Regions from separate parts of the Homo sapiens genome. Here region 2 is linked to region 1. The links are chromatin contacts, found by Hi-C or POLR2A ChIA-PET in ENCODE. All regions are on one chromosome and are shown on one strand. Each heading gives the region's core, a stretch centred on a gene start or an enhancer-like site at or near the end of the contact. The rest is flanking DNA. Distances are from core to core; before and after follow the strand shown.

What was found. Hi-C counts contacts between places; a loop is a spot of excess contacts on that map. ChIA-PET counts read pairs that join two places held with the same protein, here RNA polymerase II (POLR2A).
Region 2: a loop to region 1 is called in a map of ovary, with 14 times the contacts of the local background. The contact joins two enhancer-like sites. A Hi-C loop is called at or near these places in 1 of 168 maps with a recorded cell type or tissue (ovary). POLR2A ChIA-PET finds 5 or more read pairs at or near these places in 2 of 52 experiments (activated CD4-positive, alpha-beta T cell and activated T-cell).

What each region holds. Positions count from the first base shown.
Region 1 is chr1:100,412,446-100,418,340 of GRCh38, reverse strand. All of the region lies in intron 4 of CDC14A (cell division cycle 14A), which reads right to left. It overlaps LOC105379827 (a long non-coding RNA gene), which reads left to right. Exons shown (of 3, transcript XR_007066254.1): 2 at 1-5,895. Among named protein-coding and RNA genes, the nearest start is that of CDC14A, 63 kb to the right of the region's middle. Within about 2 kb of position 3,485, at least 5 of the 41 ENCODE cell types and tissues checked have a DNase peak (open chromatin) inside an H3K27ac peak, as active enhancers do.
Region 2 is chr1:101,125,053-101,130,943 of GRCh38, reverse strand. No RefSeq gene overlaps it. Among named protein-coding and RNA genes, the nearest start is that of DPH5-DT, 100 kb to the right of the region's middle. RefSeq lists enhancers at 2,801-2,850, 3,269-3,368. Within about 2 kb of position 2,608, at least 5 of the 41 ENCODE cell types and tissues checked have a DNase peak (open chromatin) inside an H3K27ac peak, as active enhancers do.

The DNA.
Region 1 (5,895 bases), core at 2,236-4,735:
TCATTAGACCTAAACTCAAATACTATGTCCCATGATGCCTTTCTTCTCCAACTCAGAACCTTTTCCCTTACCCTTTAGACTCCAGAATATGACACTCAACTATAGGTGATAATGATCACAATAATGACAACAATAAAAACAAAAAGTTAACAGTATATACCATGTGCCAGGCACTCTTCTAGGCATTGTACATAACTTGGTTCATTAATCCTCACATCACCCCGAGTTAGGTTCCATTATTATTCCCATTTTCATTTTACAGGAAAAGCACTGAGAATTAGTTGCTCAAGGTCACACAGTCAGTCTGGCTCCCTCATAGAAACTCATAAGCACATCCTGATGGGCCCCTCACAGCTCTTTTGTAATTAGTTTCCTTTAGACTAAAGTGGAAAGCTTCTGGAGCTCAAGTAACCAAGCTTCCCATACCTTTATAAACCTTCAGATGCCTCCTGTCAGATAGATGCTCAGCAAAAAACCTATGTTTAATGAACAGCTACTTTAAACATATAAGGATAAGAATGCATCTACCCAAAAGGGTTAATTCAGCTTAATTAATAATTGGTGAATGAGATTTTAAAAGACTATATCACTACAACTATAGTGGGAATGCCCAAAAGAGGGGTAAAATGAACTTTCTCAGCCCAGTTGTATGAAAGCATCAAGCCAAATAGAGTCAATTCACCAATGATGTGCTTCAAGAGAAAGCAATAGACTGATTTTAAAAAATAAAAGCTCTAGGTCATATGATTTGTATTTGCTTATAGAAAGTATTTAGTCAAGGCATACTCCCTCATCCAAATATTCACTCTCCCACTTCCTCTGTGTCTATTCTGAAGCCACACTCAGCCACTTCCAACATGGGATACAACGCAGCCAGCAGGAGGTGGAACAGAGCACAAATCACCACAGATGACTGTAATTCAATCAGCATATATATTTACTTAACGCTTACAATTTGCACAGGAACCTGCACATATACGAGGGCACAGAGATAGTCTGAAATCTCCATTATGGAGCTTAAAGACACTGACTTCAAGGACTCTAAAGGGGGCTGGGAATGGCCTATGAAGTGACCAGACTCAACCTGAGCCTACCTTGCATCATCGCAGTGTTTAGATGCCACCTCCTCCGTTTCCTTGGGATCACAGCTCTAAAGTGAGACAGTCTTTTTGGCAACCCAATAAGATCAGGCCCCTGCCTTATGTTCTCAAAGCTCTCTGCCTTCTCCTTCAAATTCGTATACCAGTTTGTTTCTGTGGTTATTTGATTGAGCCTGTCTCCCCAAGTAGGCTGTAAGACTAATGACAGCAAGGTTTCCATCTCTTTTTTATCTGCAGGACTCAACACTATGCCTGGCATGTAGCACACACTCAAAAAATGATGGACGATTGCACAAATAGTGGGCGTTTTATACGAGGGGAAGCATGACATAGACACAGGTTCTTTCCCCATTAGTGGCATGAAACTAACCCTCTATGCTTCCATTGCCTTAGGTATAAACTGAGGATAATAATTGTAACTATCACATAAGGTTGTTTGTCGGGAAGAATAAATGAATTAATAATGTATGTAAAGTGCTCAAAATTATATCTAGCACATAGCTCTTCTACAGCAAGGGACAACAAAAAGGAGATAAACTTTGGTCCCAAAATGTTTTTTTTCCTTTCCACCATCTGTCTCTGGGTGAATCTGGACCCACACTGTTATTATTTCTCACACCTTCACCCTAAAGCCCGTCTATGTATACAAACATCAGAATATGAGGTTGTAAATGTCCCTAATAAGACCATGATTTAGTTCAACCCTCTGATTATAGAGTACAGATGTTGATCCTACTCTCAGTTCTGCCTCTTTAAACAGCCTCCCTAGTCTCCTGATGCCTTAGTATCAACATCCATAAAATAAATGCCACTGGTCCCTGCTTTACCAAACCCATTATCAAAATATCAGAAGATCCCTGAGGTGGGCCATGTCTTTCTGCAACAAAGTACATGAAATAAGAAGCGAGTTACTGTTACTAGCACTGTATTCATTTTTTCTATTTGAATGTCTCATGAACAAAAGAATTAGATTCCCAAGTTGGATTTGTTTTTAGGAAAGGAAAGCACTCACCAGTTACCTGCAAAGAATGAACCACACAAGTCCATGAAAAGAAGTCCAGCATAGAAACAGAAGTCCATCATAAAAATGCACTGCAAGGCAAAAAACTCTGCAAAAAGCTGAAACATAAAACTTTTAAAGTCTCTTCCTTGGCTCCCAAAACTTGGTTCTCAGACTTCTTAAATGTCAGGGCACTTAATTTATAAACTGTTTTTTCCTAAAGACAGCATTAATTGTGATACACAAACACAAACAAATTGTTTAATTTTGTTATTTTTAGCAACATTATTTTCTTAATCATTTCCTCCCATTATATCCAGTGACTCAGAAAACAATATCTACATTCAACTTTATAATTTTTTAAAAATAGGAAAAAGTTATACATTTCTCAAATGCATAAACAATTCCACTTTGTTCTAATTGCTTGTGGAAATAGAAATATTCAATGTTAATCACATATGAATTAGGAAAGTCAGTCTGATTACAAATCAGAAACACAACTGTATTTAAAACTTGTATTATATTCAGTCTATTTTAAATCTATCATGCTAAATAGTCTAATTAAAACAGAGTAAGAATGAATGTCTTTTGTTTCCTACAGTCTTTGGTTGAACATGTTGTAAAATAAAGTCATTCTTCCTGTTCTTCAAGTTTTGAGTCCATTATAAATCACAGATTATGAAGTCAGCAAAGCATAAGACAATATACCTGCTTAACAAATATGGAGGCAAGGCTAATCATAGAAGTTAAGCAGAACCTGACATCAGGTCTCTATAGACATCACTTATTTCTACCCTAAAAATACTTAACAATTTTCAGTATTTGAATCCTCATGAGAATGAGGTCTAGAAATGAGTATGTTTTTTGTTTGAGGTGCTGTTTGCTCTGAAATACCCTCATGTGACATCTCTTTACAGTTTAATTTGAAGCTGGGATTTAACATACAGTCAACAAACAGCAGACTTTATTTATTTGACAATTCGTTTAGAATAGAAATACTCTCTCACCCCTCTCATGGGTATAATTAGAGTGAAACCAGTGGGAGCTTTTTGATGGGCAATTTAGGGAGAATGGCAGACAATATTAGCCATGTGTGTCTTCCCATCTAATTTGATTACAACCAGAATTTTCATAATCAGCCTAAAAAGATATCCTTCCAGAACTGACAGCTACAGCCAGCACAAATGCACATCTCTTGCTAGCATTGTCTCAGTGACACAATGCTTCTCTTCTGCCTGAGGTGAGTTCATGTACCAGCATAGACCTCACTGAGCTGGTTGTGTGACAGTAAACTAGTCCAACCCCTTATAAAGCAAACAAAGGAAACACCAAGCCAATGTTCTTAACACACAGAAACCTAAAAGGACACGTTAATGGGGGAAAGGAGAAAATGTGTCGCCCCAAAATAACCTCAGTCCCTTAGTCTTACGCAAGCTGAGCAAAATACTGTTATGTTACAACATGCAGCTAAATATAACCCTGTAGAACATTTATCATTCATCATCAAAAGGTAGTCCTTATATAAAACGCAAAAACAGACTCACTCCAGAATATCACTTGAATAATACATACTCCCAAACTGAATGGTTTCATGTTAAAAACTCCTGGTGCTGAGTTTCACTGCTTACTTCTGGGTATATCATGAGCTTCATTTCATAAAACTTTCCAAATGAAGAAAGAAAATGAAAAAAAAGTATGTTATTTAAACCCAGGACTGAATTGGATCAAGTTTACAAGGCAAGGAACCATAACTTTGTAATGAAGATGGTGACGCAGATCCACTGTAACAGACCAGGACTGGATGTTTAAATCCTCTTAACACCTGTTAGCAATTATAGAAAGTCTTTAAATTGCAAATACATTATACTCCAAACATTTATCTGTAAAAGATAATATGCGGTTTTTTGTTTTGTTTTGTTTTCTGTTGTTGTTGTTTAAAGTAGAGATGGGGTCTACTATGTTGCCCACGCTGGTCTCGAACTCCTGGGCTCAGGCAATCCTACCGCCTTGGCCTTCCAAAGTGTTGGGATTACAGGCATGAGCCATTGTGCCTTGCCAAGGATAATATTTTGACTTCTGGAAATATTTTCCCAAAGACAAAATCTTAGGATTTTAAGTTTCCTAAGCTAGTCCAAACATGATAATATATTCACTATTATCATTAAAATCATATATCTAAAATAAAATGTAGTAGAAGACACTATTTTCAAAATTAAAACTAAAATAATTAAGTAAGTGTGTTAGTTTCTTAAGTTAATTATCTTCCCTCAATGCTAATACTTGAGGGAAAGCTAAATTAGAAAAACTTGAAGAAATCAAGGAATACATCTATAATGGCTTTAAAGTGAACCCTGAATTATTTCTAATGTTTTGATTGGTACTTAATTATATACAATTCTGCTTCAAAATGCATAACTTTCCTCAGTATTTGGCATTGTGATTACAGCTGATTTCAAATCTGAGGCAGTGGAAAGCAGGGCAAATATGAGAGGAAATTTTCTTGCTGTCACTGGAAGGAAAGTAATTGAGGAGAAAAGTGAACAAGAAAGATCATAAACTTTCTGGGAATAACAGGAGGAAGCCTACCAAACTTGCCAGGGATGGAACCAAACTTGTGGGGGTTGCTTCCCATGTACTTATGGCAACTTTAGGCAGTCTGTGATCTCCTCGAAGAGAGAAGGTGGTAGACCAGCAACCCAATGTATTTATTTTAGTAACTAGAGTATATACTTAAGGAACTGTACATAGAATTGTTTTTAAAATTAAAATTTTAAGAAGCCTTTTCATATATAGTCATTTTATTCTTTTTCAAATTTCAGGAAGTTTACAGGTGAGATGTTATCCAAACTTCTAACACAAAAGCCACAAAGCATGTGAACTAAATCTCAGGTCTAGAATCATAGTAACTTGTAAGCTACTGTTCTTTGAACTCACTGAAGAATAGAAAACTAACAATGCACACAAACAAGGAACTGGTTGTTCTCTTCCAGTATTTACAAGAGTTGTTGCTTAGAGAAAGCAGGAGAAACAAGAGTTTTGCCCATCAGTCAGGTGTTTGCAGAAAAGATTCTGTGGCAATTTTTCTGTGCATTAGCCCCAACTGTTCAAACATGTGCCACATGACAGTATTGTCCTTCGAGAAGATAACAGAAATTAATCATCCTTTTTTCTTTTTTCTTTTCTTTTTGACAGTTTCGCTCTTGTCACCCAGGCTGGAGCGCAGTGGCACGATCTCAGCTCACTGCAACCTCCATCTCCCGGGTTTAAGTGATTCTCCTGCCTCAGCCTCCCAAGTAGCTGCAGAATTAATCGTTCTTAAATGTGCATAGATTTTTTTAAGTAAACATGTTCCCTACATACTTTAGCTTACTAACTTCCACAAACAGCAGAACTGAAACAATTACAGCTTAAATAAAAGTAACTTAAACCCAATCAACAGATCCATTGCATACATACTATATATATATATATAATATATATATATAAAATATATATATATAAAATATATATATATAAAATATATATATATATATATATATATATAAAACATACAGGAAGTTCACCCACCTTCCCTGCAGTAACTGGGAACTTCCCTCCTATTCTGGCTCACTACTGTAGGCAGACCTCACTACTTCCAGAAAACAGCCCCCCTTCACCCTGGCCAGCAATTTCTCACCCCCATCTTCCTATGAGCAACAAGACTTGAATGGCAGGTTTCCTGGTAGTAAGGAAAATGAAGAAGGAGGAAGGAAAAGGAGAAAAACAGAGAGCTTTCCACAGTTCTACACACCAGGT
Region 2 (5,891 bases), core at 1,359-3,858, 710 kb before region 1:
TGGAGGAGTTCACCAGGCAGATTGTAAGAGCATTCCAAGCTGATGATAGCATATGACAGGGCATTGACCCTTGAAAATGATTTCAGAGAACTGGCAACGATTCATCACTGCTGAAGCTTAAGGTAAGAAATAGGACGCTACGGAGATAACGCTGCAGAAGGATAAGGGCTGAAGAACCTCTGTAAGTTGAAAAGAATGCCAAGTAGCCTGCAGTGACTGGAATGCAAGATGCATGGGGAAAAAAATGGTTATTGCTGAGGTTATGCAGATAGTATAGAACCGCTTAAAACCAACGTGTACTGTGGATCTGTTTTTAACTTTTTAACAGGTATAGTCCCCTCAAGAATAGATAATTCCTATGGATCCACTCCCCAGAAACCTATGGAGTATCTCAAATATCTTAACGCCCATACATTGCTCTCCTGGGAGTTCTCAGGTCTCAGCTAAGAACCGTTGCTTTACAGCAGTGCTTTTGGAGCTTTTATGTAGTGACCTAAATAAAAATAGTAATATTTGTATAATATGCTGGGTTACCGACAGAAGCTGCTTCAGGTCGGAGGCAATTAACTGGGGTTCTAGCTGCTTTCTCCCACCCAGGTGCCTCAGAGGCTAAAGTGATTAAATATCATGTCACTCTTGTAACCTATTTTGTTTTCACTCTTCTGAAGGTTCTTAAGAAGAAGAGTGAAACTATCAGTGCCACTTTTAAAAGGACGATTCCATCATCAATGTAAAGAGTAGACAGGAGGCAATCAGATGAGTTAGAAGCTTTCCTAGAAGTGACTTCAAAGGCTTGTCATGTGTCATTAGTGGTGAGGATAAAAAAGAGGGTATTCTAGAGCTTTTTAAGGCTAGAATCAAAAGATCTGATGACAGTGGTAGCTTCCAAATTTCTATATACTAGGAATTTAAGGGCTTCAGTTGGGTTAGAAAAAGGACTTTGGTTTATAGCAGCAAAATTCACAATTGCAAATACATGAAATCAGTCTAAAAGCCCATCAAATGAGTGGATAAAGAAAATGTGACACACACACACAAACACACACACACACACACACACACACACACACACACACCATGGAATGCTACTCAGCCATAAAAAGGAATGAAATAATGGCATTTGCAGCAACCTGGATGGAATTGGAGATCATCATTCTAAGTGAAGTAACTCACGATTGGAAAACCAAACACCAAACATCATATGTTCTCAATTATAAGTGGGAGCTAAGCTATGAGGATACAAAGATGTAAGAATGATATAATGGACTTTGGGGACTGAGGGGGAAGGGTGGGAGGGGATGAGGGATAAAAGAATACACATTGGGTACAGTGTACACTGCTCAAGTGATAGGTGTACTAAAATCTCAGAAATCACCACTAAAGAACTTTTCCATGCAACCAAACACCACCCGTTCCCCAAAAACTATGGAAATAAAAAAAGTTTTTTTAAAGAAAAGAAAAAGGACTTTGGGAATTTGGAGGACCATCAAATATGTTAATGTAGATTGTCCACTGCACAAGTGAAGTTTTATTGGTGTATGCAAAATAACTGTCAAAGTAATTTACCTGAAGAGGTGCTGTTTTAAAAACTCAAATGTAAGCATGAATCAGTGAAGACTTCTTTCAGCTTAGATGCTGCAGGAGGTTTTAGCCCAATAAAAGGTGACTTGATAAGCAATATTACTGTTTAAAGTGTTGCCACAAACTTAATGAAAAGTCTAATAAATAGATTTTCATCTCAGATATCTGATGTCTTGTATATTTTTATAAGCACTGGCTAATGAACATAGGGCTTTTTCTCCCCTCATCATCACATTTTAGTTTTATCTGATGAAAAAGGTGTGGTTCATGATCCACAATAACCACTAAGCTGCCTGAGAAGGAGCAGCACAGTGTGTGAAATTCTTTTAAGTATGCAGTAATGAGTATAAATCAAGTAGACTATGTCCAGTGCTCTTGTACCTGATCCTGTGAACATCAGTGATCTAATTAAAAATGTGTTCACCAAGTCCTTCTTCTGCATTATTTTTGTCAGCATGGAGGTGGCATAGACATAATTTTATTTTTTCTAAATAAAACTGTTGAGGGGATTTCCTTCCTGCTTCTTTCCCTCTTTAAACTCTCTGAAACAGACTTTTAAAGGTTTCTTTTTTTCATAAATGATTACATTAATACTCTGAATTTTAAACTGATTTTTTTCTCTCTCTCCTGGAATCAAACCATGATCAGATTTTCTTGAACTCTGGCAGTTGAGAATTCAGGTAATCCTCAAAGAAGCAGACTGCAGCTTAGGAAGGGGCGGCTGACCACACTGGTCTATGACCTGGGTGCTTTGCTGTTATCTGTTACAGACAGCTGCTCTGTTTCATACAAAGTTCATTTGAAGACTATGAAAAACATTGAAGTCAGATGCATGAGAAGGCAAAGCTGAGCGTGTCAACAAAGAGAATGAGCTTGATCTAGTGCATAGCTCACAGGGAGTTAAAAAACAAGGCAGGGAAATAGAGTGGTTTCAGAGAGATTCCCACCCCACTTTACAGCAGGAAGGAAGCCCAACCCTCAGAGACTCAGGGAGGAAAGCAACGCTAGATGGATTCTCCTGCATAAAGTGCCCCCACACAGAGTCATGTGAATTTGCATAGATGCACAATGCATGCAGCACTTCCTCCTCTTCTAAAACCTGTTGTGAAGATGTGTTTCTACACCAGGCTTACTGTGGCTATTCTTTATGTGATTCAAGAATCAGAGAAGGTTCCCCAAACAAAAAATAGTGTGACTTTGTGCTTCCCCAGCCAGATAGATATGCAAACAGTTGTAATCGCAGTCTCCAGAAGCCCAAGTCTTGTCAAAAAGGGGTTCTGAAAAATCTATAATCTTTAATATTAACATAATTGTTAACCCACCCCAGGATTTTTCAAATTTTTCAATATTATGCCATGGTAGAAAACAACTTTGTATTAAATGTATCAAAACTTCTAGTACTAAAATAATCTCATCCATGTCTCAGGATGCGATTCATTTCCATCAGAAACCCTTGAGATTGCTAATAAATATAAATTTCCCATACGGATTCCTTTAGAAGCAGTGGGATATTAGACCTACATTCATAAACAGTGAGGATGTAACTAAACATGATACAAACTGGACTGGGCACAGTGGCTCACACCTGTAATCCCAGCACTTTGTGAGGCTGAGGCATGCGGATCACGAGGTCAGGAGTTCGAGACAAGCCTGGCCAGCATAGTGAAACCTCATCTCTACTAAAAATACAAAAATTAGCCAGGTGTGGTGGCACGCGCCTGTAGTCCCAGCTACTCTGGAGGCTGAGGCAGGAGAATCGCTTGAACCTGGGAGGCGGTGGTTGCAGTGAGCTAAGACCATGCCATTGCACTCCAGCCTGGGTGAAAGAGGAAAAAAAAACAGATGACACAAATTGTCAGTGTATCATAACCAAATCATAATTTCATTGCAATGGAAACTCAAGCTTGATTTCCATCCCCGCCCCCCCCCATTTTCTGGCCCTGTTTACAGCATGGCCCAAAAGCAGATCAGACATTATAAACAGTAATACAAATAATGATTTGATTTTTTTGAAGGAGAGGTAAGATTTAATTTCCTTCAGTTGTGCATCTTTAAATTCTTCATATTAGAGCTTTATTTATTAAAATATTGAAAACAATATTAGAAATGTAATTTTTATTATGAAAATAAAGACCTAGAAGTATAGGATGCGATCTATACAATTCCAGTGGTACCTTTTCCCTGAGTAAAAATGTACATTTCACTCCAAAAATGAGTATTCTACTTTTGTTTTGATATAACAAATATGATAATAAATTAAACTTGATTAAAATTATGATACGTTAGGTAACTCCACAGTATATTACTGTGAAGAGGGTTAAGAAAAAGATGACCCAGAGGGAATCTGAAATCTTTTTGTTGTTGTTGTTGAGACAGAGTCTCGCTCTGTTACCTGGGCTGGAGTGCAGTGGTACAATCTCAGCTCACTGCAACCTCTGCCTCCTGGGTTCAAGCGATTCTCTTGCCTCAGCCTCCCGAGTAGCTGGGACTACAGGTGTGTGCCACTACACCCAGCTAAATTTTTGTATTTTTAGTAGAGACGGGGTTTCACCATGTTGGTTGGCCAGGATGGTCTCGATCTCCTGACCTCGTGATCTGCCCGCCTCGGCCTCCCAAAGTACTGGGATTACAGACGTGAGCCACCGCGCTGGGCCGGGAATCTGAAATCTTAATGTAGACTGGGATAATTCTAATATTTATAATTTACAAATAAGCTCAAAACTTCCATTTCAACCAACTTTGTCGATCTTCTTTCTCAATGTGGCCAAATCTATAGTTAAATATAAATACAAGTATATGTTAAACTTCAATAGAAACTTTAAAAACTAGGCTAATATGCATATTTTACCAGTATATTTGGGAAATAAGTTGTTTTGATTGAATGAATTGTCTAGTTTAGCAAGGATAAGAACACTCTTCTTTTGTTGTTTTGACCTACATAGTGAAAAACCTAGCTAAAATATATTCATTTACTATCTTCCCTTCATAGGAAGAATATGACAACCATAAATAAGAAAATTATCCTGGATCTTAAATTGCTGAGGCTTTTGCTTTTCTCATTCCTTAATTTATTCATTTATTCACATATTTACTGAGCACCTACTATGTGCCAGGCACTATTCTGATACAAGCTCTATTTAATATTATTATACATGCCATAGAAGACAATATAAACCATGGAGCTCAATGTGTAAAAATTCAAAGTTATACCTTGGAAACATCTCTTAAAAATCCTTTGTGGGCTGGGTATGGTGGGTCATGCCTGTAATCCCAGCATTTTTGCGAGGCTGAGTCAGGAAGATGGCTTGAGGCCAGGAGTTTGAGACCAGCCTGGGCAACATGGTGAGACCCCATCTCTACAAAAAATTTAAAAAGTAGCCAGGTGTGGTGGTACATGCCTGTAGTTCCAGCTACTCAGGAGACTGAGACAGGAGGTTTGCTTGAGCCTGGGAAGTCAAGGCTGCAGTGAGCTGTGTTTGTACCATTGTGCTCCAGCCTGGGCAACAGAGTGAGACCTTGTCTCAAAAAAAAAAAAATCCCATCAGCTTGTGTTTGGTGGTAATATGGCTATTTTGCCTTAAACTTTGCAATGTCTTTCCTCCGAATGCTCTTAAAACAAACTCTGTTTAATTGAAGATTCTGGTTAATTACAGTTTTGCTGCAGTGCAAGATAATTTTGTAAAGCAATTGCTACAACATTATTGGAATCAGAGATTATTTACTTCTGCATGACTGACAGAAATCCACTATGCAATCAGCAGTCTTTCTTCACCGTCTGCATGAAAAGGCCATCTTTGAATAGAAAAGACAGGCAGTGTGACATAGAAAGGGTACAGCTTCAGAAGTCAGACAAACCTGGCCATTTAACTGTGGGGTAAGTTCTTAAAGCTCTTTTAGCCTTAGTGCCCTTACCTGAAAAATGGAATAATGTCCAACCTTAAAGTTATTCTGATGATTTGAAAAGATAAATGTTGTTCATTCACTCTGCAAATATTCACCAACTGCTTTATCCTGAGGGTAATAGGCAATCACTGTAGGTCTTAAACAGGAGTAGTAACGTAATTGAACTTTGGAAATATCACCCTGGCTGCAGTATGGCGAATGAATGAGGGTGAGGTAAGATTGAAGGGAAACCAGTTAGGACCTGTTATTGTTAGGACCTGTTACAGTTAGGACCTGTTATTGCTCAGAGACAAGTGTAGCTTTCACGTAAAAGTAGAGGCAGTGAGGATGAAGAGAAGTAAATGGATTTGAGAAATTTTAAAAGTCACGTCAAGAGGAGAGGGTAAAAGGTTGGATGCGGATGGTAA